4 separate regions of the Homo sapiens genome follow, and regions 1, 2 and 4 are each linked to region 3. Evidence: chromatin loops called from intact Hi-C (ENCODE). Cell type or tissue: endothelial cell of umbilical vein. All regions are shown on one strand. Each heading gives the region's core, and the rest is flanking DNA. Links, peaks and the distances in the headings are about the cores only.

What was found. Peaks named below come from ENCODE experiments on the same cell type or tissue, not always from the same donor. Only the 100,000 strongest peaks of a DNase experiment are listed, where the experiment ranks them.
Region 1: a loop joins it to region 3, with 4 times the contacts of the local background. A loop is called at or near these places in 2 of 110 quality-filtered maps.
Region 2: a loop joins it to region 3, with 7 times the contacts of the local background. A loop is called at or near these places in 2 of 110 quality-filtered maps.
Region 4: a loop joins it to region 3, with 2.5 times the contacts of the local background. A loop is called at or near these places in 3 of 110 quality-filtered maps.

What each region holds. Positions count from the first base shown.
Region 1 is chr1:175,545,142-175,552,622 of GRCh38, forward strand. All of the region lies in intron 1 of TNR (tenascin R), which reads right to left. Among named protein-coding and RNA genes, the nearest start is that of TNR, 190 kb to the right of the region's middle. In endothelial cell of umbilical vein, for the core only: no CTCF peak of the experiment used is centred there; a DNase peak (open chromatin) is centred at 3,810; H3K27ac peaks cover 366 bases.
Region 2 is chr1:175,478,567-175,486,047 of GRCh38, forward strand. The region is part of intron 2 of TNR (tenascin R); the gene reads right to left. Among named protein-coding and RNA genes, the nearest start is that of TNR, 260 kb to the right of the region's middle. In endothelial cell of umbilical vein, for the core only: a CTCF peak has its summit at 2,752; DNase peaks (open chromatin) are centred at 2,745 and 3,675; H3K27ac peaks cover 323 bases; H3K27me3 peaks cover 198 bases.
Region 3 is chr1:175,593,726-175,601,206 of GRCh38, forward strand. The region is part of intron 1 of TNR (tenascin R); the gene reads right to left. Among named protein-coding and RNA genes, the nearest start is that of TNR, 150 kb to the right of the region's middle. RefSeq lists an enhancer at 6,935-7,004. In endothelial cell of umbilical vein, for the core only: no CTCF peak of the experiment used is centred there; a DNase peak (open chromatin) is centred at 4,456; H3K27ac peaks cover 2,327 bases.
Region 4 is chr1:175,670,752-175,678,232 of GRCh38, forward strand. The region is part of intron 1 of TNR (tenascin R); the gene reads right to left. Among named protein-coding and RNA genes, the nearest start is that of TNR, 69 kb to the right of the region's middle. In endothelial cell of umbilical vein, for the core only: no CTCF peak of the experiment used is centred there; a DNase peak (open chromatin) is centred at 2,880; H3K27ac peaks cover 1,645 bases.

The DNA.
Region 1 (7,481 bases), core at 1,905-5,904, 49 kb before region 3:
CTGACTGCTACAACCAAAAAAAGAATAATGCCTCAGAAAAGAAAACATTTTGAGAACAAGTGAGTGTTCAATAGGGTCAAAAGTGACAGAGAGGTAATTAGGTGTCTCAATAGGTAGGTTAATGGTGATCTTAGTGGGAACAGTTTTAGTGGTGTGGCAAAAGCTGAAGCCAGATTGCTATGGATTGAGGCATGAATGGGAGGTGAGTGGGTGGAGATTATCAGTGTAGATTACTTATTTAATGATGTTGACTGTGAAAAGAAAGAAATATATAGAGAGAAACAGCTTAAGATGGAAATAGAGCATGAATAAAACTATTCAGTTTAGAAGAGATTTGAAACCACAGACTGAGGAGGGAGATTTGGTGGAAATGGAGAGACTGAAAGTGCACTGAGGCTATATGCCTGAAAACATTTGGACCTCTGATTCCCTCTTAATATTAAAAATAATGATAGCAAACACATAGTGCTCACTAAGTGTCTGGCACTGCTTTGATTGCCTTGCATGTATTAATTTATTTGATCTTCAAAGCAACTCTATGAAGTAGGTACTGTAGCTATGATTCCCATCAAACAGATGAATAAAAGAAGGCATAGGGATTTTGATTAACTTATTCCGATTCACACAGCTAATAAGTAGCAAACGGAGGCCATCCAGCTTCAGAGAGCGGGTCCTTCACTACCATGCCAGGTTGCCTCTCACAGAGGTACAGAAAGATTTTGAGCTATAAGCATGGCCTGGGAAGAGGATATGCCAGAGATGGGCTATATGCATTACAGATGAGGGATGTGGCAGGGAAGTATAAAGAGTGTGCCTCCAAAGGAGAAAGTTCTGGCTTCCTGGAGAGTGGAATTGGAATGTGAAGAACACTGAGGCTTCCATTTGGGGTACCAAGTTGGTTTGTTCACAGCCTCCCCTCAGCCCCTTTCAGCCAGACTGGAGTTGGAATGTGAGAAGAAATAAATGAAGAGGCGAAAAATTAGATTACAAGGGACGGCAGAAGAATCAAAGGACAGGAACAGAGGAGGAAGCCAAGCTCATTTTTGTGGTGCACTTGTGCTCATGATGTGCCCAGCACTGCATCAGAGCAAGGGCACATGGAAGAAGACCCGGCTGTTTCTGAAATGAGTTACCCAGGGTAATGGGCAACTTGGACATAAAGAGGCTGCTTTAACATGGGGGTGAGGTTAAGTGGGGTGTATATGAACAGCTAAGGAAAAATAGGCTACAGAGTGACAGAATCTGCTGGTGTAGCGGCCATCAAGCAAGAAGCAGAATTGCCGGCCATCTCACATCTTAAAGATGTCTTCTGTCCACTGTTTCTTTGTGAGGATCAGGACACGGCTAATGGGATGTGGAACTTCCCTCCAACCTGGACTAAAGGCAGGGAGGCCACGAGGGCAGAGTTGCTTTTCAGCGCTCAAAGCTGGAGAAATCTAAAACGATATCACATAACCAAGTACCCAAGAGTGGCGTGCCTTTCAGGAGGCATTTCAAAGTGTGAGTGGCCTTTCATCACTATCGAGTCTGTGGGACATGGTGTGAGTTGTCAGATCACCCCATGTCAGCTCAGTGTTCAGAGGATGCTCTGAACTGGAGAGGATTCCTCTGGCCTCTTCAGAAGTCTGAAGACTTCTTTCCATTGTAAATAAAGATATGCGGGCAAGGGAAGCAGGTGAATTTCCCAAGATTGGCAGTGAGCTGAGTAAAACAAGGGTCATGGAGGTGGGCAAGTGGGCACAGGCTCACCTCAAGTTGACCAGAGTCAATTTTTTCCCAGATAAGGAACTGGAGGCCAGTAACAATGGGCACTGCTCTGCAAAGTGCCAGTCACTTTCCCCCTTCCTTCTTTCCTTTGCACTTTGTATAGTACTTTGTACAGTACTTTGTCTTTCTAGCTCATCCTGACACTCCATTTAGGAGGTACCACTATCCAGACAGGCACAGCATACACATTAGCTTTCTTATGTATGGCAGAGGTCCTCTGTCTTCAAGTAGGCCCCTTTGCCTCTTGCAAGCCTGCGTAGCAGATTCCTGACCCAGGAGCACCCGAGACAGCTCATTCCAGCAGCTCAGATATCAGCATCTCTGCCCCAGTGTCCTCCACATCTGACTGATCCCCACCTGGGTCATGTTGAAGCCACATGGCCCTGAAATCCCTTTTATGTGGGACTGTCGCCACCCTCCTTGGAAGAGTCTATAACTTCAACCCCTTCCCCACAACTTTGAGCTTCTATAATCTTTACTTCTCCTTAATTAATTGCTAGCCCAGTCTGCAGACCCCTGTGTGCCTTGAGGAGGAAAAGATGAAGTAGGAATCAGTGGTAAGGAAAGATCTGCAGAGGAAGTGAGACTGAGCTGATACTTGAAGGATGGGTGGCATGCTTTCTCTCATTTAGACAAAGGAGAAAGAAAGATAGAAGGAAAGAAAGAAAGAAAGAAAGAAAGAAAGAAAGAAAGAAAGAAAGAAACAAAGAAACAAAGAAAGAAAGAAAGAGAAAGAAAGAAAGGAAGAAGAAAGAAAGAAAGAAAGAGAGAGAGAAAGAAAGAAAAAAGAAAGAGAAAAGAAAGAAAAGGGTGCTCTAGACAGAAGGAGAAGCATGTGCAAAGGCACCAAAGTGTGACAGTGCAGAGTGATTCCATGAGAAGTGCAAGTCAGTGGGGCTATAGCATAGGTGTATGGGGCACAGCAGCTGGAATTGACACTGTTAAAGCCACTCTGTAGAGAGCGTTGAATGCAATGCTCAGAAATTTGGCCTCGGACTTGGCTCTGTCAACAATTAAAGTCCATAAAAAATTTTTAAGTATGGATCTAACATGATTAAATTTGGGTTGTAGAAAGCTGAAGGTAGCTGCGTGAAAGGTGGATTCATGTGGGCAAAGACCAAAGGCAAAGAGACCTGGTGGGGAGCTGTTCAAATCACATCCAGGCGAGACAACAGCTAGGTCCTCGTTGAGTCCATGGTGGACCAGGTGGACCATGCATCTGGCACAACTGAGGCGGCTCTTACGCAGAGGCTCTGGGCACTTCTGCGGAGAGGAATCTCAGATCCTCCCTAGAATACAGTTTTAGAACCCCATGTCTACAGTTTTAGAACCCTGTCTCTCCACTCTCCTTTTCCCAGGACAGTGAATAAAGTGGATTTTCTGAAGAGGAAGCACAGAGACCCTTGCTAAGAATGAAGGCAGAATGGTATATAGAGTAAGACATGCCCTGCTGCTACTCTATCTAGTAGCTGCACGAGGAGTCTCCTCGATGAATTTCCTCAAAATATTGCACACATTTCATTGGTTTACTGATGCCAAGTTGGCTATAATGAGAAATGTGCCAGCATCAGAAAGATTCCAAAACAGACCACTCTCCCCTGTGTCAGTCTCGTCCCTCTTCCTATATCCGCTCTTTCTCTCTTCTCTCCCTGTAATCTAAGACCAAATTGTGCATGACCTTTCTCTCCCCTCAGGGCCCCTCTTTCTGCTGGTTACCTGCTACTGGCTCTCCTCCTGGTTTTACTGTAAGCAAAATTAAAAAAAAAAAAGGCGGGATGGGCAGGGAGCCTCTCTACTGGGGAGCACCCGACAGTGAAGGTTAGAAGACATGAGGCTAATGAACTACAGAATATTGGTTACATCTCACTTGATTACACTTAGAAAATGTAAAACCACCTTTTAGTCATGACTGGCCATTTATCTGCTGGAATGCTCAGAGCAACACTCCCAATCACATTTATTTCCTGCCTTCAGGTTCCAGTCAAGGTTTCTGGAAATTAGTGATTCATCACTGAATACAACAACTAGCACTGGGATCTGCCAAGACAGGAAAAATCACCATGTCCCTGTGCCAAGGAGCTGTCTCTCATTGGTAATATCTTCATGCAGCTGCTAGGACCAGCACACAAAATCCATACACGTGCCAGGAGCAGCAGAGCCACCTGATTATGTGTGCCATTAATAACAAAACAGAGTTCCATTGCTCCAGTCTGGCCCCCAGGCCCCTGATAGGAAGGGAACAGGGGAGCCCACTGAGGGTCTGCTTTGGGTCCTTAGGTACATGAGGTTTACTCATTTGGGTGAGAGAGAAGGAAATCTTGTTTTTCCTGGGCCATAACTAAAGGGAGCACCACTCACACATGAAATGTTCAGAGTCAAGTTTGTTGTAATGTCTCAAACACTGATATTAAAAACGGCAAGGCAATAACAATAGCAATGCATTGATGAGGGTATGAGAACCTTCTAATCAAACACGGTGGATTAGACATACATAGTTATTTCTGCTCCCTCCTAAAAATCTCAACACTGTGGTGGCAGAATCTTAAGATAGCCTGCAAGATTTCTCCCTTCCTGGTACACATGCTCTGTGTAATCCTTGGAGCTATGAATATCAGATTTTACTCCTGTGATGAGGTTATGTTACATGACACAGTTTGGTGTTAAGACAGAAAGATTATAGAGGTGGGCCTGTCCTAATCGCATGAGAACTTTAAAAGCCTTACTTTTTTTCAGCTTGTTGCAGAGAGGGAAGCATGAAAGAAATACAATGCAAGAGAGGTTCTCTGTTGCTGAGTGGAGGTGGCCCATAGCAAGGATCTGAGATTCATCAACAGCCAGCAAAACAATGGGGACTTCAGCCCTACAACTACAAGGAAATGAATTCTGCCATCAACCTGGAGTAGCTTGGAACAGTCTTTCCCTAAGTCAAGCTTTCACATGAGGGTGCAGCTGGTCAACACCATGATCCCAGTCTGAGAACCTGAGCTAAGTACCCAGCTAAAACACCCTGGACTCCTGACCCAGGAAAACTGTGAGATAGTTAATTTGTGTTGTTTTAACCTGCTATTTTTGTGATAATTTGTTGTGCAGCAATAGAGAGCTAACACACTCTCTAAAAGTAATAAAGATTTAAGCCCATAAAGGGAGGCTATTACAACAGAGGAGAGGTGGCCAACAAATTTTGCAAGATGAGAAACAGGTAGACATAGGTCACTAATTTAGAAGAACAGAAAAAGCACCTGCAGAAGGGGAAGCCAAAAAGTAACTATCTGATTTGGGACTCAGGAAGTAGAGAGACAAGTGCCTCTGAAGAATGGGGTGCACATGACACTGCAAACCGGAAGACTAGGCAGGAGGCTGCATGAGGAGCTGCTGGACTCCCTAGAGTCCCCTCTCTGCCCCTACCCAGCCAAACAACTTTCCAACCCTCACCTCCACAGGAGGCAAATGGTTACCCTCTGAGATGCTGAATCAGATAGACTCTGGACTTGAGGACATCTGTCACAAAGAATAGTAGGTGTGAGGTGAAGTACTAAAACAGGAGTATTAAGTGAGGCCCCTATACTGAGCCATGGAACTCTTCCCCCCTCACCCCCCATCCTTTTCCCCTTTCCCTCACCCCCTTGGGAAGGAGACTGGAACAATGTCTCTGTAGAAATGAAGCTGATAATGCTTCTCCCTACCCTACTTCCACTCCATGTGTGCACATGTATACACACGGATATGCACACAGCATATAATCAGCTTTTTGTACCTCTTTTATACTTAAGACATGACTAGAAAAAAAATTAGCAGACATTTGAAATCTCTAGTATAGAAAAAAATCAAAACAAAGAAGAAAATGAGAGTCAGAAAATGCAGGGAACAGGAAAAAAAAAACCTAAGCAAAAACAATATTTCATCCATGAAACAACAAAATAGGATCCTACTTACAAAGGGACACATTCAGAAAACAAGAAAAAGCTCTTGGATATTAAAGATTAAGATAACAGGGAAAAATGTTTAAATTGACACCATGTGTAGGAGATAAAAGTGAGGCAATCTCCCAGAAAATAGCACACAAAGATAGAAAATAGGAAAGAAAAGATAAGAAAATTAGGTGATCCATCCCTGGAGGTCCAACTTCCAACCAACAGGAGTCAGAGAAAGAGAAATGCAAAGAAAATGGTTGAGTGAAAATTATTAAAGAAATATATAAGAAAGTTCTCTTCTATGGAGGATCTCATTAGAAACTTCCAGAGAAAAAAGGCAGGTGACAAAATATTAGAAATCTGAATGGCATCTGACTTCCAAGGCAACACTGGGTTCTAAAAGACAATGGAGGAGTTTCTGCAAAATTCTGAGTGAAAACAATTTTCAGCATAATGATATATACTCAATCAAATTACTTATCAAGTGTGAGGGAGGGATAATTGCATTTTCAGATATTAAGCCCTCAGTCTCAAAAAAGTTACCTCTGATGCACCATTTCTAAGGAAGCTAGTGGAGGATGCAGGCCACAAAACAAAGGAATAATCCAAAAAGGGGGAAAGCACTGGGTCTGGAAATCAGAGAATCTCAAAGAGGACAAAGGAAAAGGGTTACTGGGGTGCCAGTGAAGGGAGTTTCAGAAGGCTGAGTGTTGCAGACTTAGAAAGCAACCAGTCAACAGGTCGGGAACATCTCCCAGGAAATTGCACAAATGACACATGGCTTGGAGTACCTATTTGTTTTCAATATGGTTTGTCAAAGGGTTTGCTAACAATTGTAATTAAGAACAAAGAAAAATGAGAAGATTAAAAATTAAACTCCAGGACAACCAATAAGTTATAGAAGTGGAGAAATGTGATCATTGGTCTCGACACTGCTTTGTTGTGAATAATACTAACAAAGGTAAAATAATGAAAATACAAAATATCAACTTAAACAATGATTGTAATTAACTACATATATTGGAAGAATGGGGAGGGGCAACGTGTGTGCACCTGTGTGAGTGTGTGTGGTGAATGGAGTGGAGGGAGGGTTGTAAGGGTCTAAATCCTTACCTTCCACAGTTGTAAATCAACATATGATTTCTACATTTGAAAAGCAAAAACATACTCAAGAAATAGCCTTATAAATATCTTATCTAAACTTATTCAGGTAAATACTAAAATAAATGGCTAAAAGTTGTTGCCCCTGAGGAACAGCCCTCAGGGTTGAGGAGGAATGAGCCAGGAAATCATTTTTTATGTGTGAAAAATCTTATAGTATTGTTTGACTTTTCCAATTCCATGTCGGTAGGTAGGAGGCCATAGAAAACTATCTAATTTACACAGTACCTTGATAATAAGAACACTCTCCTCTCATCCCATGGTAGGGGTGGGAGGTGGAAAAGCATTGTTTCTGATAACTTTAACCTGACTTGACAGTGATGTCCTTGCAGGTGAGCATATACCTCCAGTTCCTTCTGCTAACCCCCACAATGCTCTGAATGGCAGGACCCAACTGCAGAGAGCTGAGACAAAACTGTAATCATGTCTTCTACCCATATGGTGCTGTCCAGTTTACAAAGTCCTTGCACATATGTTATCTCGTTTGATCTTCCTAACAACCATGTGCAGTACTCAGGGTGAGGAATTTGTACAGAGAAGAAACTGGAACTCTTAGAGGCTGATTGGCTTATTCATTGTCACACAGCCTGGACTCCAAACTATCTGCTACTTCATGGGCTGACTGAAGCCATCTATGTAAGG
Region 2 (7,481 bases), core at 1,109-5,108, 120 kb before region 3:
TATCCAGCCCAGCCTCCTCTGGGGACACCTAGCCTCCCTACATTAAAAAAAAAAAATCCACTAGCTGCACTTTCCTTCAGACAGCCTCCAGGGCGATGCTGTACGAAAGGAGGGACAATCCATGCCTGGCTCAGTTTCCTGCCACTGAGGAAAAGGAGATCAGGGGACCTTGTTTATATAAAAAGATAATGTGGCTGCCTCCCTGTGGTAAGACCTGCTCTTGTTTTTTCCAGAAATTGTGCTTAAGCTGTCAGCATTCTCTTATTAAATTCTACTTATGATCACTGGCAATTAGGCCAGTGGGGCTCATACTATACAAATGCAGACATTAAAAGGAAATAGGACTTTAGACTATGGTTACAGGCTAGTAAATCCTGGGGCATATGGGTTACATTAGTCTGTGTACTCTTACCATTTACCTTTTCAAAGCCCTTTAAATATATTACCTTATTTCATCTTTACAATAGGTGCTTGACACTATTACCTCCATTTGACAGGTAGAAAAAATTAAGGTTTAGAAGAGTTCAAAAAATTCCTCAAGATTACACACAAGGTAGTGCTGGGATTCAAACCATGGGAAATTTGTTCTCAATCTCTGGCAAGATTTCACCCCATGTTGACTCTCTGGCTCCCTAAATGGTTGCCCAATTGCCCCCTCCTTTGAGATGGGAAAGACACTCTCTCCACTGATGGTCTAACTCTGGTTTCCTTGAGCAATTTGGGACAACTATTTTTCTAGCATTGGGTTAGAATACATTCAGAGGGCCCTCCCAGGGGTTCCCTGACAAGTTTCCCCCCACCAACAATGCGGTATTCCCAGGGAGAGCCTGACTTGCTTCAGTCTCTTCCATCTTCAGATGATTAGGCTGCTCATGTGTGGACTCTCCAAGTGGGTGGGGTAGACTTCACCTTGTTCTCCTCCCTAGGGATTTTAATCCTGGTGACCTATCACCTCAAACTCAGCTCCCTAAATTCTCAAGTTTTCCATGAGCCCCATCAGCAATTTTTGTGCCTAGGTCTCCTGGCTGAACGTGGCAGCCAGAGTTCTGAGGTTTATATTCAGATCGGCCCCACGTACTGCCTTGACGTCAAGCTAAAATAACAGCACTGCTTGGCTACTCACTGATTACTCACTCACAGAGGCAACTGAATCCTCAATCTGATATGTGGGCTTCTGAAGATCTTATCATGTCCCTCTGATATGCTTTGTGGCTAGTAGGTTCCTTCGAAAAACCTCCCAGCTGCTGTGGGTAGCCGCATTTTCCAGTTACTTCTGAGCCAAGCTAATGAGGCATGCTAATTTTGGAAAATGCATAACCATCCACTAATCTACCTCAAATCTCCAGGAATAGAATTCTGGAGAGATTCTAGATAAATACTAAGAAGTAGCTCCTGTCTTCATGTTCCTCAGAAGGTGCAAGGTCAGGTGGTGATACCAGCCAAGTAGGAGAAGGAGCAGAGGGAGGAGAGGCAGGAATGACCACAGGGACTTGTCTGCCCATGTACACTAATGAGGCCTTCCTCCCAGACTCAGAACTGACGGTGACCTAAGGACTCCTCCTACATGTCTCTGGACTGATCCTTGGCTCCATTCTCCAGCTGCATAGTCAGGAGCTTGGATGTGCCCTGAATCCTGTGCTCACTGCAGGACAGCTGCATAAAGTTGAGAAGGCAGCACCAACAAGTGGCTCAGGGAATGTGATGAGCAGAGGGAGGGCTGGACATAGTAAAAAAAAAATGAGGAAGAAAGAAAGAGAGAGAGAGAGAAGGAAGGAAGGAAGGAGAGAGAAAGAAAGAGGGAGAGAGAAAAAAGGAAAGAGAAGAAAGAAAGAAAGAAAAAAGAAAGAAAGAAAAAAGAAAGAAAGAAAGAAAGAAAGAGAAAGAAAGAAAGAAAAGAAAAAAAGAAAAGAAAAGAAAAAGAGGTAGAGGTCGAGTTTGCCCTGCTGTTTCCACAGTCTCATTTATAGCCTATTCCTTCTCTCTGGTCATAATGACTTGACTCATGTTTACTGACTGCTAACATTATGCCCAGCGTCGTGCTAAGTATTTTACATGACATTCATGGCTCAGTTCCCACACGCTATGTGAGGATTTTAGAGGAAAGTTTACAGACGTTAAGAGGCTCACCTGAAATCGGATGCTAGTAAATGAGAGAGGCCAGATTTGAATTCAGAACATATCCTCCAAAGCCACTATTCATACTGCCTTTTTTTCTGACCTCCCTCTTTTCTCCAAGTGCCTAATGGCTTAAATTCCCCCCTGCCTTTTTTAGCTCTTTGAGTCTCATTGTACTACCTCATGTTAGAAGCATATCCTAGATCACTTCTTATCCCTTTTATTAATTAAAACTTACATGGTTCTGTATTTATTCACCCAAAGGTTGCCTTTTTCTGACAGAATAAACTAATTCCTACTAAAGTGTTAATGACTACCAAGGAGTAATCTGTAACTTTGAACTGAAAACCTTCTGCGTTGTCACTGTGGATTAGCATGCTTTAAGACCAAGGAGACATAAATTTGTACATTTCAGGCATTGTCTGGACCAGCGAGAGAGAAAATGTGGGGTTAGGGAAAGGTGATTGGGGCATTCATCCTTGCACCCTGTGAATAGCCTTATCTTATAGTAAATGCTCAATAAATGTTTGCTGAAAAATTACTGATTGATGAATGAGTGAACAAATGAATGAATGAATGTGAATTATCTAGACGAGATTTAAGTATGTGGTAATACTATGTCTGGTCGGTAGAGGCCACTGTTAACATTTTCCAACATCTGTACCTGAAAGGAGAGCCTGGGGTATGGGAAATTCTCAGTCATCCTAAAAGTTGATTTTGGGCGTAAGATTCTGAGATGAGTTCCAGTGTGCTCCCTTCCATCAGTAAGACCCTCGTTGGAGGAATTTTCTGGTACAGACAAGGGATTATCCCCTCTGCTGCTTGGAGAGGACAGGACACTTTCCCAGCCCGTGGATGGCCAATGCAGCTGAGGTGTCCACAACACAGTAGAATGAGACACAGCCTCGGCAGAATAATCAGAGCAGAAACCTGATCAGACTACATGCTTGTGGCTGACTTGGAAAAGAAGGTGGTGGGTGGGCCCATGGAGGGATTGACCATTGGCTAAATGTTGGGTTTTGCTTTTTTGTGTGCCTTTCTGATGGTAGCACTACTAGAAGACAGTATTCCAGGTCATCCTCAAGGTCCAGCCTTACTCTGGTATCCTGAATAGGAACTTGGGAATCTAGATTGACGCAGAACTTTTCTCTAAGAACAAGCACACACGTCTGCCCAGAAAGCACTGTCCTGCTGCCTCCTGCTGGAAGTTGGGAACCATATCTGTTCTGGTTGTCATTCCTCTGTACCAGACCCAACTGAATAGTGTCTAAGGGTTGCCTCTTCTGTGAAGCCCACCTGATGCACTCAGCCTCCACAACCACACCCTGCCTCGTGTTGTCACACTACACACCAACCGTGAGGGGTCAGTTAATTGTCATGTTCTGGAAATGTAAGCTGTGAGTTCAAGAGCAGACACAGTTTTCTTTTATCTTTAGGTATTAGCAACTGGCACAAGAACAAGCACAGAGTCCTTGATAAATGTTTGTTGAATGAAAGAACGAGTGAATGAAGTCCACTAGGCTGCACTGTGGTGATCCAAATCAGCTTCCAAGATGACCGCATTAATCAGACCTATTTAACTGTCATATTATTTATGTCACATGGATACAGGAAAGTGAAAAAAATGAAAACAGCTCTTCCCAGACTTTGCCTTTGTGGCCTGGCTAGGAGACCGGAAGGGATAAAACTTTTCTTGCTGAACATAATGAACCAGAGTTAATTTTATCCATGTTAGTTTTGGGCTCTTGCACACACAACAGGAGACCCTTAATGGCCATCCAAGTTGTATCTTATTAAATTTAAAAAGATAAAATGAATCGCAGGAACCATAAGCTCATATGCTACCACAGGCCAAAGAGGAACATGCTGATTAAAGTTTACTCAGCAAAGAACAGTAACATTCTGTATCCCAGGCATATGAAAACAAATGTACACTGAGAAGACGCCCTAAGAAGGTGAACATCCAGCCTGGCACTTCATAATTATCAATTGAGTATATTAATATGAATGAATTAACTGGCTAGAAACAATCCAATAAATTAAGGCATTAAGACCCCTCTACTCCCTTTGTGATTGATTACAGGAGCCAAACTCACTCAAATTTCTCTAAGTTTCTATAAAATGTGAGGCTTGTACTAAGAGAGCAGAAATTCAAGCCTGTCACCCTCCCTGGGCTTTGTCTGTGCACTAGCACAATCAGGAGTGGTACCAAGACCTCACCCAATGGAAACCTCACCTGGTGGGCGCTCCTGGGGAAGTCTGCCATTCCATTTTGCAGATCAAAGTGTGTCTTGTATGAAATGGGAAGAGGGGTTGAGCAATTCCTCCAAACTGAATTAGGGATTGCCTGCAACTCAACTCACTGGGGACTCATTTCAAGTCAGCTCCCTAAACATTTGTAAAACACTTTGTGTAAGCAAGGAGCTGTGCCAGGCGCCAGTGGTAAACAGATGAATGAACAGGCTCCAGTCCATGCCTTCAAAGGCCCTGTAGCCTACCGGGAAAGACAGTCTAGTCAAGAGATGGTTAAGACATCAGGTGTGGTAACTGCTATGAGAGAGGTGCAGTGAGGGCCTAGGGAAAGGGATGCCTGACCTGCCTGGGCTCAGCAAGAGAGGTTAGTGGAGGAAAGGTTTTCAGGAGCAGAAGGAGAGGACATGGAATCTGGAATGAATCTTAGGGTGAGTTCAAAGTGTATATCAAAGGCACTGTAAGAGCAGGTGGGGCAGGGACAGGAAACATGTCCCAGCAAGGGCTCCTTACCTGTAAAAGAATGGAGGCCTCTTCACAGACCTGCAAGCACTTCAGTATGGCTGGAACATGATGGAAAGACAGGAGAGTGAGTAAGAAAATGGGCACTGTGTAAATACAAGCCAGAAGGAAAAGGGCCTGGATGTTAGGAGTTTGCAATTGATCCTGAAGAGGAGAGAGAGACACTGAGCGATTCCATGACAGATGGGAAACGAGGCTGCTATTGGATTTGATCCTTCATATGCAGGTTAGAGATGAGTTATCAGGATGTCGGGCCTTGAAGGGCTCAAAACCAAACCCCAAGGGAGCCAGATGGTGGGGGCTGGGAACTACACGTTTGAGTTGCAGTCCAGGCTCTGTGGCTGAGCATCTCTGAGGCTAGAGGGCTCTTGGAGGCTAGCCTTTTGGTTTGTGTTTCACTCTGCCAGGTGCACTGTCACCTACCCCTCTTGCTGCCCATGCCACACACACACATGACTGTCTTGGGACTCTTCTGCAAGATTTCCATGGTTCCAGCACTACCCTAACCCTCACATCGTGGTGCTGGCCAGTTCACTTGTCCATATGCCCCCGCTGCACTGTGAGCTCCTTGTGGACAAGAACGTTGTTTGCCTTATTCAACACTGTGTCCCTGGTGCCTAGCACTGTGCAGTGCACACAGAAGGTGCACAATAAATAATTGTTCAATTGTATGAATGGAAGTCAGATGGATAAAAGGTCACTTAACCTCTCATGCCTTTATTTACTTACTGGGAAAATGAAAACCATCTCTATGCTAATTTTCAATAATGAAACTCTCCATTCCAACCATCCGCAATTCCTAAATGTGTTACTTTTCCTCTCTCCCACCCCACATATTTTTTTATCCTCTTCCTCCTTTTCTGTCTACACTCCCACTCTTCCTCTTTCCCTTTCTGTGATTCTTGCTGTGTTTCTGCTGGTCATGTATTATGTTCCAGTTCTTCACTTTACCTTGGCTTTCTTATTTACTAAATTTCCTTCCCTTACCTTTCCACTCTTTCCTTTTGCAGTCCACTCTTTCCTTTTGCAGTCCACCCTCCCCTGGCCTGTGTCTTGTTTCCTGCCTCTCCTAGTCTTTCTCTCTCTCTCTCTCTCTGAGTCTTCTCTGTTTCTTTACATTTATTCCTCCTTCCCTTCCTCAATTGTTTTTGTTCTCATGAAATTTCTACTAACCTAATTTCATGTTTGGCTTTTTGCTCCTGGCGTTTGGTTCTAACTGACCTCCAGACTCTTTTCTCTATTTATTCTGAACAGAACAAATTGGTGACGATAATGGTACTGATGCTATTTCAGCAAAGAAAGGAATAAAGATGCAGAGATGTCTTTGAGGGGACTGGCAGGTCAGCTGTGGATGGAAGAAGGAACACCACTTAGTTCATCACTGAGAATAACCTGTCCTTCGATAGAGCTTCAGAGAGTTTGTGAGCATATGATGAGCATCTAGAACTGTTCCTTCCAGAAAATAACGTATCAGAAGGCAGAAAAATAATTATGTTTCCCTCAATGATCCCAGCAAAGAAGTTTGCTCTCCTAAAGGACCTCAAGGCACTCATAAAACTAAGAAAACTGAGTTAAGTGCTTTTTATTAAACCATTAAGAGATTTTATTCAGCTAAGACAAATGTCTTCACTGAAGGATACAGAGTTTGATAGTATAGAAAATACCCAGATGAAAATGTGTCTGAATAAATTAGACTGATGCATTTGGCATTTCAGTCTCCAAGTGTCTGATTCCCTTCAGCCCCAGTCTGCTGGCCAACCAAAAAATCTCTGATGGTGGATTCACTGAGTCCACCATTAGGCATAAGGGAGCAGGCACAAGAGAGCTTGACAGCACTGGAAGTTTCCCCCAAACTGTAAACAGCTTTGAGGACAAAGACGTAAGTAGCAAAGAATGCATTTTCTTTCTTTGATAGCCATTGGCTCCCAGATCTCCCTGACTTTATCCCTTTCAGAGACCAAGCAATAGACCAAGGAGCACACAGGACATTGGCAAGGAGAAAGGGTTTGGGGTGGGGTGGGCACAGTCAGAGATAGGAGAACTTACATCCAATTTCAGGGTCCTCAAATTTCTGGTCTGCCCCTAAATACGTAGAAGGTGTGGACTTAGAGGAGATAAATTTAAAGGCAGATGAATTTAAAGACACTCACTCCCAGCTTTTCCTGCCACACATGCTGGATCCTTTATCATCCTAGAAAAGATTCTTCTGGGGATATCACAGCTCTCCCCCCACTTTTCAAGACAGAAAAGGAACTGGCCATGGGAATCTTGTGTGCCAAGGGATTTAGTATAATGTTTATTTATATAGAATAAAATTGAGCCAGGCACGGCGAGCTTGCAATGGCTCAGACTAAATAATAGTAATAGCTAACATTTATTGGGTATTTACCATGTGTCAGGCACCATGCCAAGCATTTTACATATAATTTTTTATTTTGTTCTCACAACAGTTCATGAGGAACGTATTGTCATCACCATCCTTCTGATGAAGAATCCAGGTTTAGCAAAGTGATTTAACCTACCCAAAGTCACTCTAAGGCAGTTATTCCCAATCATTTTGGCACCAGGGACTGGTTTCACCAGAGAAGACAATT
Region 3 (7,481 bases), core at 2,374-6,373:
TCTATTGTCTGCACAGAGAAGATGTTGTGGGTGTCTTCTGCCTGGCAAGTAGGGCCCAAGATATTTGTTTTCTCCATGATAGAGAAATATTCTCAAGTTTCCCTCCACAGCACCAAGTGTCCTCCCAAACAGATGGGGCACAGGCAGCATATTTCACATTGATGACTTCAGAACTCTGGCTGGCAACAGTGCTGAATTTCTTTTATTAGACTTTATTTCTGTGGTCATTATTCACCCATAAAAAGCCACATGGTAGATCTTAGGAGGCTCAGCACAAGAGGAATCTCTCTCTTTTCACACATCTCCCCTCCCTGTTACTTTAGCATCTCTTAGGAGACTCCCATTTCCTAGTGGGCATTTTGTTATCTTCCCAGAGTTCCTTAAGCCCCATGGAACACTTTCTAAAGAAACAGAGAAGGTGGGTGTACCAATCAGGTACTATAATTTTCCAGGGTCTTCCTGATAGGGATTGGGAATGTTATTCTGGGGCCTGTAGGAATTATGCCTCTGAGCATTTTTTTTTTCAGTTCTCTGAATCTGTATATCAGTCAATATAGGGAAAGGCAAAGGGCTTCTACCCACTCTTCCCACCTCTTTGCTTTTGGACTTGCTGTTATTCCTACAGAATGCACTTCTCCCACCCCTTTTGTTCCTGTCCATCAGAAATACACCTATTATTCAATCTTTCCCTTATCAATATGGGTCTAACTTATTTTTCCCTTTCTATCTCCTAAAGCATTTATTTGCATCTTTTGTTTATGCATTTAATCATATATTATCTTGAATTGTTATCTGTTGCACATATATAATATTAATCTTTCAAGTGAGATAAAAAATTATTTTAGAGGCCCAGGCACAGTGGTTCATGCCTGTAATCGCAATACTTTGGGAGACTGAAGCGGGCCAATGTCTTGAGCCCAGGAGTTTGAGACCAGCCTGGGCAACACAGCAAATCCCCATCTCTACAAAAGATACAAAAATTATCCATGCATAGTGGTGCACACCTGTAGTCCCAGCTACTCAGGAGGCTGAGGTGGGAGGATCACTTGAGCCCAGAAGGCAGGAGGTTGCAGTGAGCCAAGATTGCAACCATTGCACTCCAGCCTGGGCAACAGAGTGAGACCTTGTTTCTAAAAAAAAAAAAAAAAAAAATTATTGGCTGGGCATGGTGGCTCAAGCCTGTAATCCCAACACTTTGGGAGGCCAAAGTGGGTGGATCACCTAAGGTCAGGAGTTTGAGACCAGCCTGTCCAACATGGTGAAACCCTGTCTCTACTAAAAATACAAAAAAAATAGCTGGATGTGGTGGTGGGCACCTATAGTCCCAGCTACTCAGGAGGCTGAGGCAGGAGAATTGCTTGAACCTGGGAGACGGAGGTTGCAGTGAGCCAAGATTACACCACTGCACTCCAGCCTGGGTGACAGAGGGAGACTCCATCTCAAAAAAAAATTATTTTAGGATAGGAATAATTGAATCATTGATAACTGACATTTGGTGATTGCCAGCTATTGGTAGAGAATGCATTATGTGGAAGAAGATACAGACACAGCCTCAGAAAATTAAAGCTGAAAGGGGCTAAGAAGTTGTCCAGACCAACTCCTTTCTTTTCCAAATAAGATGCAAAAGCAACTACTAAAGGAGCCTTTCACATTCCCAAGTATATACCAAAACTGAAACCCAGTTTAAACCCTATTTCAGAGCTTACTCCTGTGCCTCCCTCTCTGCTAGAGTTTGTCATCAAAAATTGCCTTGTGGAAACATGGATGAAGTTGAACCTCTTGGATTCTTCGAAGCCATGAGGGTAAAATCGGTATACTTTTGCATTGACTTAGTTGGCTTTGCAACTATTTCCCATCCTGCAACCCTCAGAAGTACTGGCTTTCAATGGTCTGTCCCATCTTTTCTGTTTTAAGTCTATAGTAGACCCACTAAATTACCAGACTGAATTGGACCAAAGAGAATTAGGCAATGGAGACAGTGTCATGGAACAGAAAGGGTATTAGATTCGATTCCTAGCTAGTTAAAAATCGTTAGCTAGTTAAAAAAATGAGAACCAGCAATAATAACAAATAGGGTTTAATGAATGCTCATGATTGCTAGTGTGCTAGCATTTTGCACTTATTCTCTCATTTATTACTCATAACATCCTTATGAGGTAGGTGCTCTTATTATGCTAATGGTACAAATGAGGAGACTGAGGCACAGAGAAATTAAACAACTTGTGGTGGAGGCAGGCGAATATGATAATGGAGGAGGGGCTATCAGAATCCTATGGTTCTTCTGTTATTCTAAGACTCTATTGGTCTAAGAAAATCCACTTTTAAAAGCCCATTCTAGTTTCATTGGAAAATTCACACTCGTTTAGGGCAAAGGTTGAAAACAACATCCCATGGCTTAGATCTTTGGTTTGGCTACACAATGTTTTTTTAAAAGAAAAAGAAAAAGAATTTGTGAATAACATTTCACATTGGGAGATGATATATAGAATTATTGATTTTTGACTTCCCTCGAAAGATGAAGAAACCCGTGTTTCTGCACGGTAAGAAGGAGCTGGAGCTGAGGAGTGGAGGGTCCTTCTAGAAGGTCCTCCAGTTCCCCCCACCCGTCGTTCACCACTTTCTACCAGTTCGCAACATGGTGACCATGCTCAGCTGTCATGACGTCTGCCCTACTTCCCTCTTGTTTGTGGCCTACCTGGCTCCCAGAATCATTTCAGTTTGAGACACCTGCTGTACTGTGGGCTCTTCTGCTACTCAAAGTCTGATTCTGCAAAAGAAAAAGAACTTTGAGAGTTCTTCTGAAAATCAATGATCTTTCTAAACTGGAAGGATGGATTATTGTCAACATAACAAACCTCATTTTCCAGTGTGGGAAAAAAAATCATTGAAATAATTTCTCTAGAAAGAAACAAATTCATTATATGGAAAAATCAGCCTCCGTTCAGCAACACTTGAATGGTGGCTTCAAACATTAGAAACTTGCCAAACCAATTTTCTCCTCTCAGATTTAACACTGCTCCATTTATCTCAGTGGGGACTAAAGACCAGCTAAATTTGAAGTCATAAAGCTCAGCCTTTTTGAATGATTTTGGTCAAAACAGCTTTTTTGTAAGCAGACAAAGTGTGCTTATTTAATGTTCTTCCTTCTCAAAAGGGACTAAAGAGAAATTTCTAAAATTTTCCCAAAACATTTCACCTCTGAGCTGATTATAAAGGTGGAGAGTTTCAGCTGGAAAAGGGGTGCATATTTCAGGGTTATCAGCTCTCAGAAATAGAAGATTATAATGGAATCAGGGCTCCTTCCCACTTGCTTTTAACTACAGTTAATGCTTCTGTAATCATTATAATAATGATGTTTTGCATTTATATAGCACTATTCATTCTTCTTAGGAGCTCAGAATGCTTTGCAAACATTATCTCATTAAATCCTCTTGACATCCCTGCGAGGCAGGTGATGACAAGAGAGATTGTCCCTGAGGTACAAGGCTCTCTCAGGGGCCAGCACAGTGGTGAGATGAGCTGCCCATAATCCCAGACCAAGTCCCCACAGGGCTGGAAATAGAGCACTGGTCTGCAGGATGCTTGACAGAACCTCACGTGAGGAACAGCATCTCCTAGGGAATGTGAGAAGTGACTTTGTTCCCCACATGTCCTGGCACAGCTTCCAGAGGCTCATGTAATAGGAAACAATGCCTGGGTCCTCCCATCTGGAAACTGCTTTTGGATACTGTGGATAGAGGGAGCATTCAGTGAATATTGCTGAATGCATGAATGCTAGTTTAGTCTCAAGATTTCCAGCTGCACTTGGTTGTGCTAAAAGTTCAAATTGTACCCAAGAGCTGAATTTTCAGAGGCCTTCCTTTACTTTTCAGACACTGGGGCTTGTCTATACCTGCTGATGGTTTTAGATGGAGGAAGAGGCCTATTGGTTTGGAATATTCTGGTAAAAACCTTGCTGAGGGGTGTATTGGAAATGTGGGGGCATGGGGGCCCTAGTTAGCTGGACCAGTCATGTAAATTAGCATTGATCCATTCACCTCCAAGCATTTGGCCAGGCCCAAAAGAAAAACAGATGGCAGTTAGGGAAGAATGAATTTTAATAAAAATGGAAACTACTGACTTTTCTGCAGTAACATTATTCCTCTAGGCTCATTTCCATTGTTCTCTGTCATCACTAGAGAACAGAGAAGGGTTAGTGAAAATTGAACAGACCTCTGCACCAGCTAGGGTCTTTAAATCCAGCTTCTCAAGAAGTTCACAAGAAATCAGATAATCTTAGATTATCTTTCCTGGACCTCACCTTTATCATCAACAAATAATTCTTTCAGGCCACTACACACAGGGCATGTTCCTGAGGATGCCGAGAACAATATAAGGCAGTAAGGCAAGGGACCGTCCTTGCATTAGTCAAACAGGATGTGTACTCAAGAACAACAGTAACAGTCTCCAGAAATCAGTGTATGAACTTCCCTCAGGAAGTAAAGATCACCATGCAAATGCGAGGTGTTTTCCCACCGGTGATTCAACTGTAGACCTCATTTAGTCCAATTCTCTATTTCAGTTAAGTTTAACGATTATTTTTAGAGCATTTACCAAAACTAAAGGCCATACAGGTTAAATGACTTGATCAAGATCACTTCATTAGTTATATCATTGAAAACATAATAACAAATCAACTCACCAAGATTAGAGGTGCTATTTTCCATGGGACACAAACAAAAGGAATATTAAATGCTGCAGGAATTCAGGCAATACAGTTATAGTTTTCAGCAAGCATGTTTTAGTTACCAAAGCCTTGGACGTGGGCATGAATACATGCTTATGGAATGTACAGTATGCTGTATAAACAGAAGGCATGCGTGAAATGGCATGGTGACTGTGAGAATCCAAATTCTAAAAGGTTATGAGTGTCTAGAACTGGAGAACCAAATGAATAGAGGTACATTTAGGAGAAGTATGCACTCTGCAGTTAGTTTCTAGAAGGACAGAATATGGGTCACATCTGACCCTGCTCCAGAGACTTTAGTCAAGTGTTGTGGGAAGGCACTCAAAGAGCCAAGGTCTAGGTAAGACTCCATTAGGTCAGGCACCCAGCCGCTCAGTGGCATGTAAATCACTCTGCCACTCTAGAATCTCAAGTTCCCCAAGTCTTCACATTTTCTGGAATGCTCTAATGAATCTGTAAGCTCCATGAGGGCAGAAATCCAACGTGTGCAGGAACCCCTCCCTCTTTGTTGAGCAGAGAGGAGATGCGTCCTTAAATCGAATGCACTCTTAGGTGGCTCCGGCTCTCCAGGAGCTAAAGGGCTTCCCCAAGGTCACACGTTCAGTGACGGAGAGGCAGGGTGGAGCTGCGGTCTCCAGACTCCATTCCAGCCTCTATGGGCCCCGGGTTGCGGGGGGTCACCAATTTGCAGAGCTGAGGGAGAAGAGAGGAGGGAGGAAGGAGAGCAGGAGGGAGGGGAAGCTGTCCCCAGCTGCCAGATGGGAAGTGTCAGCTTGGCCTTGGCCACCTCGGGTCACCGCTCCTCCCTTTCAGGCGCCCGGGTTTGCCCACCGCGAAGAGCAGTGGCGGAGACATCGCAGCAACGCTAACGGGGCAGACCGCATAGGGGCCCTGAGAGGCACACACGCGCCTTCTGCTCACACCTCAGGCAGTCGGAGGGGCCCGGCGGAGCTGTGTTCGTGTTGTCATGGCGACGGAAGCAGACCATTAGAGCATTACGAGGAAATGAGAAGACTTGGGGTCTTGCGATCGCCGCCGAGTGACGGAGTAATTCGCAGATGCCACCGAGCGGTGGGGCGGCGCGGTTAATGGGGTCTCTGCTGGGCTAGTGTCCCGCATCAGCGGTAATGGGGCCGGCCCACCCGGAGGCAGCCCGGAGCAGCGTCGCCCCAGCAGGCTTATGCGGACCTGGCTAACTCCAGAGGCCGGCGGCTCCTTGCGGTGGGGAGAGGAGGACAGAGGGGCCAGGTGGAGCGGGGTCTGCAAACAGCCCAGGCTTTTCGTGAGACCCATTGGCGGGTTCCCTGCCACCAATATGCAGTCTCACAACCGTTTTCTGTCCCACTTGAAACCAGAAAATACACTTCCCAGATAGCAAGGAGGGGTGATTCGGATTCAACTCTTGCTGCAACTCGGGATGGAGGCAACCCCTCGGCGTGGGGATGCTGAGGCAGGCAAGAGACTGGGGCCGGTTCTACAGGAGGGAGGAAAAGAGTGAGCCATATGATAGAGTAAAATCCCTTGCAGGACTTCCATTCGACTGCACGCCTACTTATCCTGGCATTCTGCATGTTTCCAGCATTTTAGGAAAGTGTCACAGTGGTTAATTAGCACAGACTCTGGAACTGGACTCGGGGATTGGAACCCCAGTTTTACCACTTGTATTAGCTGTGATCTTGAGCAGGTTACTTAACTCCCTTGTGTGTCAGAGAAGTTCTGCATTTGTACAATGGAGATAATAGTAATATACCTTAAAGAGGTGTTATGAGGTGTATATTTAGAATGATGCCTGGCATATAGTAAGAATTAACTATTTTTACTATTTAGCTATTACTCGTATTATCATAAGTATTATTAGTATCAGTCTGGATTTATGCAGTGAGATATCCTATAAAATAAGAGGGTTGGAAGAAGTGATCTTCCATTGCAGTATGTGGAACAGTTCTGCAAACATAGTTTTGTATGTTACTCTTGGCTACCAATATCTATTTGATTTAAAGGTGATTTGGCTTAGCAGAAAGCAAGGCTTCTGTTTATGTCTATACATGAGATGCACCACCAGACACTGACTGTATTGAATTGAATGGCCCCACAGCTATAATACCCACAGGGTTTGCACGTAAAGATAGGGCCACCATGTACAGTTGAGTTGGTTGTATATCCTGCACAAAGGTGCCCAGCTGAGGGGTGAGTAGGAGCAGAACCCCAGCCCCTGCTTTACTCCTGAAGCTATGCTCCCTGGCGTAGTGCTATGTCTGCCTGGAGGAAGGAGCTCATTTAAAAAATTTTCAACAACTTACCTTACGGGCTTTCAGTAGCCTTGTGATCTTTGGGAAGGTCACAGCAAAACGAAAACAATGAAAAACCCAAAAAGCAAAAAACAGAAAACAAAGCATGACATTTAGTCAGATGCAGATCCTGAATTTAAGACTTACGCTACAGAGGAACTCCTGAGTTTGTTTGTGGTCTTGAGTGAAAAAAAAATTTGCATTTCCTCTGACAGTTCCTCATTCTCTTTCCTCTAGCTTTTGCAGCATTTGTTTAGATAAACTTTGCTGAGGAGATCAAATCACTTTGCTTATAACAGAAATGATATTGTAGTTTCAACATATTTATACAGATTTATATGTGTGCCAAAATATGTTTACATATGTAGAAACATGAAGGTACAGAAATGCCTTTATCTTCTGTTTGTGTTTAGCTGACTTTGACAGTCCAGTAGCTATACCTCTCAGAGGAGTCTGGTAAAAACCGC
Region 4 (7,481 bases), core at 1,188-5,187, 76 kb after region 3:
AGAGAGGGGGATGTGGATACGGGAGGGTCGGATGGACCTAAAAATGTGGAAGAGGTCAAATTATCAAACGCTTATACCCTGGACTAAAGATATTAATGTTGTTCTGAAATCCATGGGGAGCCAGTGACAGTCTGAATATGGGCAAGTACAAAATCAGGCTTAAATCTGGGAAAGATCACTCTGAGAGTGCTCTGTGGGGGGTAGGTTGGAGGAAGAATGAGTTACAAGCTATTAAAATAATTCAGGTGAAGGATGATGATGGCTGGAACTCAGGCCATGACATGGAGATGGAGAGAGGAGGACAGGATGGAGAGAGAGTTTTGAGGGAGGAAGAACATCGTGAGTGGGTACTGAACACCCGTAGGGGTATCTAAGTCTAGGAAGAGAGACTGGCCAAAGTTGAGCCCACTGAGGGTGAGAGGTGCAGGCTTGGGGGAAAGACGATGGGCCAGCTTTGGACATGTTGGGTTTAAGTTTTGAGGAGCCTGTGACCACCCAGGTCATGGTGCCTACTGAACTCCTCCTTTATGCTCAGTTCTCAGGAGCCAGGAGATGCAGAGACATAGCCTCACCCAGCAGCTGACACTGTGCAGCCAGGCAGACTTGCTGCCTTTTGGGCAAGCTGGCCATGCTGAGGAGCACTGATCATCCAAGAGTGAGGGAGTGGGGACTGCCCTGACCCTTTCTGGGTTGGCAGAAGCCATTTAGTACCCCTGGCACTTCTACCACCTTGCCAGGGCCCCTGAATGGGTATGGTGATGCCAGTCTTCACTCAGCATCGTGGCAGTGACAGGTGGCAAGGGCATAAGTTTGCTGGATATCATAGTACAGCAAGTGAAATTTGAATCTCAGATAAACAATAAACAAATAAATGTTCAGTATAAGTATGTTTCCAAAATTGTGTGGGATACACTTATACTTAAAAAGTATTCATTGTTTACTAAATTCAAATTAACTGGGTTTGTCATATTTTTATTTGCTAAATCTAATGACTCTACAAGGGAGTGAAGCAAGGCTTACCTCCAGGAACTGATCCTACTAGGCACATAAAATTGCACTTGTGATAGTAGTAGCAACATAATTACTCGGGCAGCCCAAGCTGGCACCTGTAGGCCCTGCCACATGCTCTCCTTATCCAAGGGAGTCTTATGAGCTGTACCTGTGTGTGTGTGTGTGTGTGTGTGTGTGTGTGTGTGTGTTGGAGAGGGGGAAAGGAATACCAATCTTTAACTGAAGGGCACAGGCTTTGGCATCAACACACTAGTTGGCTCATAGCAGAACCCCAATAAATATTTGAATAAAGAGATGGATGGATAGATTCAAATTGCTGCTCCACAAGCAGAATGACTTTGAACAAGTTACTTATCTCTCCGTCTCAATTTCCTCATTAGTAAAATGGGGACATTAAAACCTTCTTGCAGAAGTATTATGAAGACCAAATTTAAAATCTTGTGTGAAGTGTCAAGCACAGGCACTCAACAAATGTCCCATCCCTGCCCTGCCTCCCCTGGTCAGCCAGCTTGCATTCCCCCACCCTATCTACCTGTGGCCAACATGAACCAGGAGATTCTCATGGATATAGCATCCTTCTGTAGTTGCCACCCTGACTTTGGCCCATGAGCTGGGACAACTCAGGGACTGGGCCTGAAGTAGGAATAGAGATGTGCTGACTTCCACCATTTGATTTTATTTTTTTAATGTAGTGAGTAGAAGGTGGGGCAATCACAAGTGTTGTTCTCCCTAAGTGAGGATAAACTGTCTTTGTAAATTAATATCCATTGACTGACAAGCCTTCACTCTCCATCCAAAGGCAGTTTCTGCAGGCCTTCTCAGTGAAGACAGCCACATACAGGCCACAACCTGTGCATTCACAGAGGTGAATTCTAACCAGACAAGAGGATATCCCACAGCTCTTTTTGCTGACAGCACTTGAGAAACTTCCAAACCACTCCCCAAGCCAAATGAGACCTGGGGTCCCACTGTTTCAGGTGTGCTGAGGAGGAGGAAGCAGGTGCATCCTTCAGGGCTTGGGTGTGATTTATCATTGTCATCAGCTTGCATTCATATTCCCTTTTCAATTCTACAGTACCTTCTGCAATGCTGCTTCCTGCTAGGTTCGTCACTACTCTTTTCCCCCAATCAACAGACTCACTTCTTATTCCAAGTCTGCATGTCTCTGCTCATTCCTCTGCTTGGAAATGCCCTGCCACAGCGCTGCTCCAAGGCCTCTTCTGAGTTCCAGCTAAGGCTGAGCAGCATCCTCTGACCTCTGAAGCCACACAGGGCCCTTACCAGTCTCAGAGTTCCCAAAGCAGGTGCATCTGCATCCTTCACCTGGGTCCCTTACTAAAATCTGGTTTGAGCTTACTAAGAAACTAGTTCCTCTGAATGCCTTGTCCCCTCAACCTGAATGGCAAGCTCTTGGAGGGAAAGGCAGAATGGGACGTTTCTTTCCTGTCCTTCTCAAGCCCGAGCCTGCACTGACCCAGGAGGAAGCACTCAATGGATGATTAGAGAATGGATGAAACAATGGAGAGCCAGCACCAAGCATGTTCATTTGTCCCGAGAATTAGCATGGCTGCAAGCCTTATGGGGAGGCAATTAAACAGACAGGGATCCTGCCCTTCAGGGGTTTATAAACTAAGACAGACAAGATGACTCTGATAGAGAATGTAGAAGCATTCAGAGGAATGAGCAGGTGCTGGATAAACAGTTAAGTGTTTGCTTTATGTGGAAGTAAAGGGGCAAGCATATGTAGGGTGCTGGAAGAATAAAAAGGGAGTCTCAAATGTGAGCTCATTCATTTAGTCTTTCAACAAAGGCTTCTAAGTGCCTCCTCTGAACTCAGCTCCATGCTGCTAGCTGAGGATGTGCGGATGAATGAGTCTTGCTTCCTGCCCCTCAGGGCCTCACAATCGAAGTGAGTAAACACTTCCCCTCATCCAGACAGAACAAGACAGCCTTCTTTGCAAGGTCAGATTTTAAGATCTGCTGGTACGGGAGGGTAGAATTAGAAAGAACTGAGAGTGCAGGGCATTTTGGCATGCCAATCATAATAAAAAGCAATCAGTGTATAGTTATTACCGGTCGACAGAGCCACAAAAGATGCACCCAAAGAACAAGAAACTCAAAACAACAAAAAACCACATCGGAAGACTTGAAGTGGCTAAGTACATAGTGCCATCCACCTAGGAGGTGCTGGAGGCACTGATGCCTAAACTTCCCCTTCACCCTCTCACTGCAGGGCCCAGCACTGTGGAATAATAGTGCTGTGTGCCTCAACTCTTCCCCATCCTGGTGGCAAAGAGGAAACAAGGGAGAAGGATATGGTGGTGCAGGGAACTGGGGGAGTGAGGGTCTAAAACCAGGTGCCCATTAAACAGGGCCTGTGTGTGCCCAGCTTGACCAGGGAGGAGATGCAAAGGGAGGAGTCCTACCTGGGGAAAAGTTAAAGGAAAAGGGAAAAGGGCCAAGGAAGTGTAGAAAGAAAGGCTGGGGATGCAGGGATGAATGCTCATTTTCTTTTCTTTTTACCATGAGATAGCTCCCCTCCTGAGCAATTCTGTTTAAAATGGAACAGAAAGACATAGCTCTGAATGGCAGCTCTGGCGTGGAGCTGGACCCCTGGAAACCACAACCCAACTCCATCAAAGTCCATTCTTTATATTTGAGCTGAAAAGCCTCCCACCAGGCTTAAGCTGTCAATCTTGCCCTTCTCTACCCTGCAGCCCATCTCACTTCACTACATGCACATGTGCACATGAATGTGCACACACAGCACACATGCCCCATACTGGCCTTACTACATCACTCTGTGGGGTTAGGGGGAGCAGTATGTTGGAGACCAGGGTGGCCAACCAACCCCTTTGCTAAACTGAGACAGTCCTGGGCCATCTAGACGCTTGTTCACCCTACAGTAGCCTGACTCCTCCAGGCTCAAACAGCAATGTCCTAGCGCCAGGCCAGGTGGCCTCCCTGGGTAGTTCCTCCCCAGGTTCCCTCTGCCTTCTCAGTCCTGCTCCTCTTATGCATCCCTTGACAGAGAGGAGAGGACCAGGCCCCCCAGCATCAATCTGCTGGACTTCAGAAAACCTGTCCTGCTGTGATGGATTTTTTAATTGGATTGTGACAAACATTTAATACCTAATAGAGCTCTTACCCGCACAGCTAATTAAGAATGTGACTAATCTAATTTAGTGGGAGTGCAGAAAAAAAGAAGGAAAAGCCAGGAGAAGGGGGAGCAGGATTTGGGGAGATGGGGGTGGCTGGAGTTGCAAAATGACTATTGAGCTTATTTTTTGTTCAGGGTGAGGTGGGGACTCTGACATATAATGTAGAAAGATTGCATTAAGTTTGCAAGACAGGAGCAAAATGTTGGCAAGTTGCAGAGCAGCCAGGCAGACAAGGACCTCTCTTAGCTTCTCACTCTGTCCCATTGTGCATATCGGCTTGTCGCCGCTGGCTTGTTAGCAATGCCTGAATGAACGGGCTTTGTGGATCCTCTAAAGCTCTATGGATAACGGCTGAGTATTACAAGCCTCGTTACTGAACCTGCCTCACAGAGGGTAGCACGGCTTGGCACTGCCAACCCAGAGCCAGTGGGCCCCGTAACCCTTTGTGGAACCCCACTGTCATGGCAGACAGCAGTGTGAACACAAATATTGCATTCATGACTCCCCTTAACCACACAGGTGCATGCACACACAATCGCATTGTGTGAGTGTGCAGTGTATACATGCTCCATAAGTGTATGCTGTACACTTCAAGCATGCAGGTATCATGGTGGTTCCACACAGCAGAAATGCATGCAGAAGCATGTAAGGTGTACACACAGATGGAGTTACCAGCAGAGTAATGCACATGGGGCATATCTGCACATCCTTCATAGGTACATGACCTGAACATAGGACCCCTTCTGTCTACGAGAAAAGTTTATCTCTTCCTTAGCCTTGCTGCTACCTAAGCAGGAACCTCCCACTCTCCCCCTGAGGTCTAAGTGTCTGCTTTCTGGGTGGGATGGGGCATAGCTATTAGACAGCTGTCACTTTCATTCTGGCAGGTAGCTCCATGTACAGGGGTGGGGAGGGGGCTTCTGGGAGGACGCTGGGCTGGTGTTCTGTGACTCTAGGCAATGAAAGATGCCCTGGAAACACTGGATTCTGTCAACATCACACCTGATTGTGGGGAGGATGTGAAAGGGAGGGCTCAGTGTCAGGGTTACCTTTCAAAGGGAGTGGTGGGGGGAAATATTAATCCATAATATGCATGGTGCCATAGTAACTGCTGGGGAAGAAGAACTATTTTGAGTTTCTCTGTGTTGCAGCACAGTGCAGGCACTGCACTGAGCTTTACAAATGTACAGCTTTCATATTCTGATCTTTAATGGCAGGTGATAAGATTAGGGCAAGAAAGCTGCGATTTAACAGTTTCCAGGCACTTGATATCTCACCAGAGCTCAGCTACCAGTTGTCTGCATTAATCCCCAAGGCAAACCTGAGAGGCAGGTGGGTGGAATTGAGCTACCTTTTATCTCAGAAAAGGGAAAAGCCAAACCCCTTGAACATCAGTTTCTGGAGGGCAAGAGGGCTCTTTCCCCAGCGTGCACCTCACCACCTCCATACTCAGCTCCGAGCCAACTGAAGCCCTCACTTTAACTGTCCCTCCAGAGAAAGGCCAGGGCACCTCCCAGCTAACCTGGTGAGTGTTGAGACCAGCAAGCGGAGCAGGCCATGCAGACCTGGCTGTGTGTGCAGAGTTGGGACAGCTGGCAGAACTCTCATTGGAACTGAAACAAAGGACAAGTCTCCCAATAGGACTGAAAAGAGATTGGGGATGAGGATCACAGCTGGAAAGGCCAGAAGACTCACCAGCAACAACCAAAAATGCTAGAAAAGAGGAAAAGCAGCCAGAAAGGGAAAAAATCCTATTTCTCCCTTCCTTCTACACTTGTCTACTCCTAGTCGATAATTATTCCTTACGTTGGTATGGGCATTTACTATTCTCAGAAGCTTTCACATATATGGAACTCTTGAATACAAATGCCACAAAGAACCACGGGACTCTCCTGCACACAGAGCTAGTTAGAAGTGGAGCTACAAGAAGAACCCAGGACTCCTCGATCTCAAACAAGAGCTAGCTCCTCTACACAGGACCTCACTTAACCCTCCTGCGACACTGGGAGGAGGCAAGCATTGTTCCCATTTTCCAGGTGAGAGGACTGGGGCTCAGAGGGTAAGTGACCAGTCACACCTGAGCCCACTCAGAAAAGAAGTAGCCGAGATAGGATTTGGGGTTAAGTGTATGCAATCCCAGGGGAATGCTTTTTCTACTTCTCCCTTGCTGGGCTACTGTTCATTGGCAAGAAGTATTAAGAGAGGCTGAAGAAAGAAGGGCTGGCATATAACTGGAACATAACTGCACTGCTGTTCCTTAACTGCCAGATGGCATGCTGTGCTGGCATGCAAAACTGAGGGGAGTATGTCAATAGTTGTAACCAGAGTGCATTCAGTGAGGATTTCCTGGGTGTCTTCTTCTACCTCTACCTCCCCTTTGGCCTCTAAGCAACTTTCTTAGATTTCCCTCCATTGCCTCCTAGTGTTTCTGCTCCTGGGCACTGCTGTCTCTCTTTGGTTGGTGGAGGCAAAGTGATCCTCTGTTATTTTGTGACTTTGCTTTCTGGAAGTAGCCACAGGAGGGAGAAGTCATCCTCACGAGGGACTCTCCCATCAGAGCACATCACTCCCTCCCAGGGCTGGGCACCAAAGCAGAGACCCTTTCACAACAACATCGACAACATTGCAGGCCTTTCTCTGCATTAGAAAACCTCTTAGCAATTGCTTCCGTAACAACTCTTTCCCAGGAGGAAAAGCCAAGACAGGCAGGGAGGAGAAGAAGATGGAGAGAAGGTACAAGGAGAGGCAGAGTTGTGGCAATGGCAGGCTCAGGCTAGAACAAAGCCGTGTTTACCACTTCCTGGTGCAGTGACCTTAGCCAAGGCAGTACACATTTTGAACTTCATCTATTAACTGGGAATTAAAAATCTCTGCACACCTCGCTGGATTCTAAATAATAGACAGGAAAGAGGTTTGAAAACGGCAAAGGGCTACCGAAATGAAAGGTGTTTTTATTAAGTAGAGAAGAAGGAAGATCAAGAATGACAGAGAGAGGAAAGAGAAGCCAGGGGGCTAGGAGTAAGTGCCAGCAGGAATGAGTGCTTTCCCACCGAGAAGTGCATTAGGCACTGTCAAATGTTCATTCTGTTCTAGACAATCATAAAGAAAAAGCTGTTCCTAATGGGCATCAATTATAAGACTTAAGAGTTTGTGGCACCTGTGATTGGGTTATATCATAGCAATTCTTTTCATTATTTCCCCAGCCCCAGCCTGGTACACAAAATTTCCCATTTCTTACCCTCAGCCATCCTAGAAACAGCATCCCTTCCTAAGGATGAGGGAGGTGGCGTTGAGTACCCCATGGAAGGT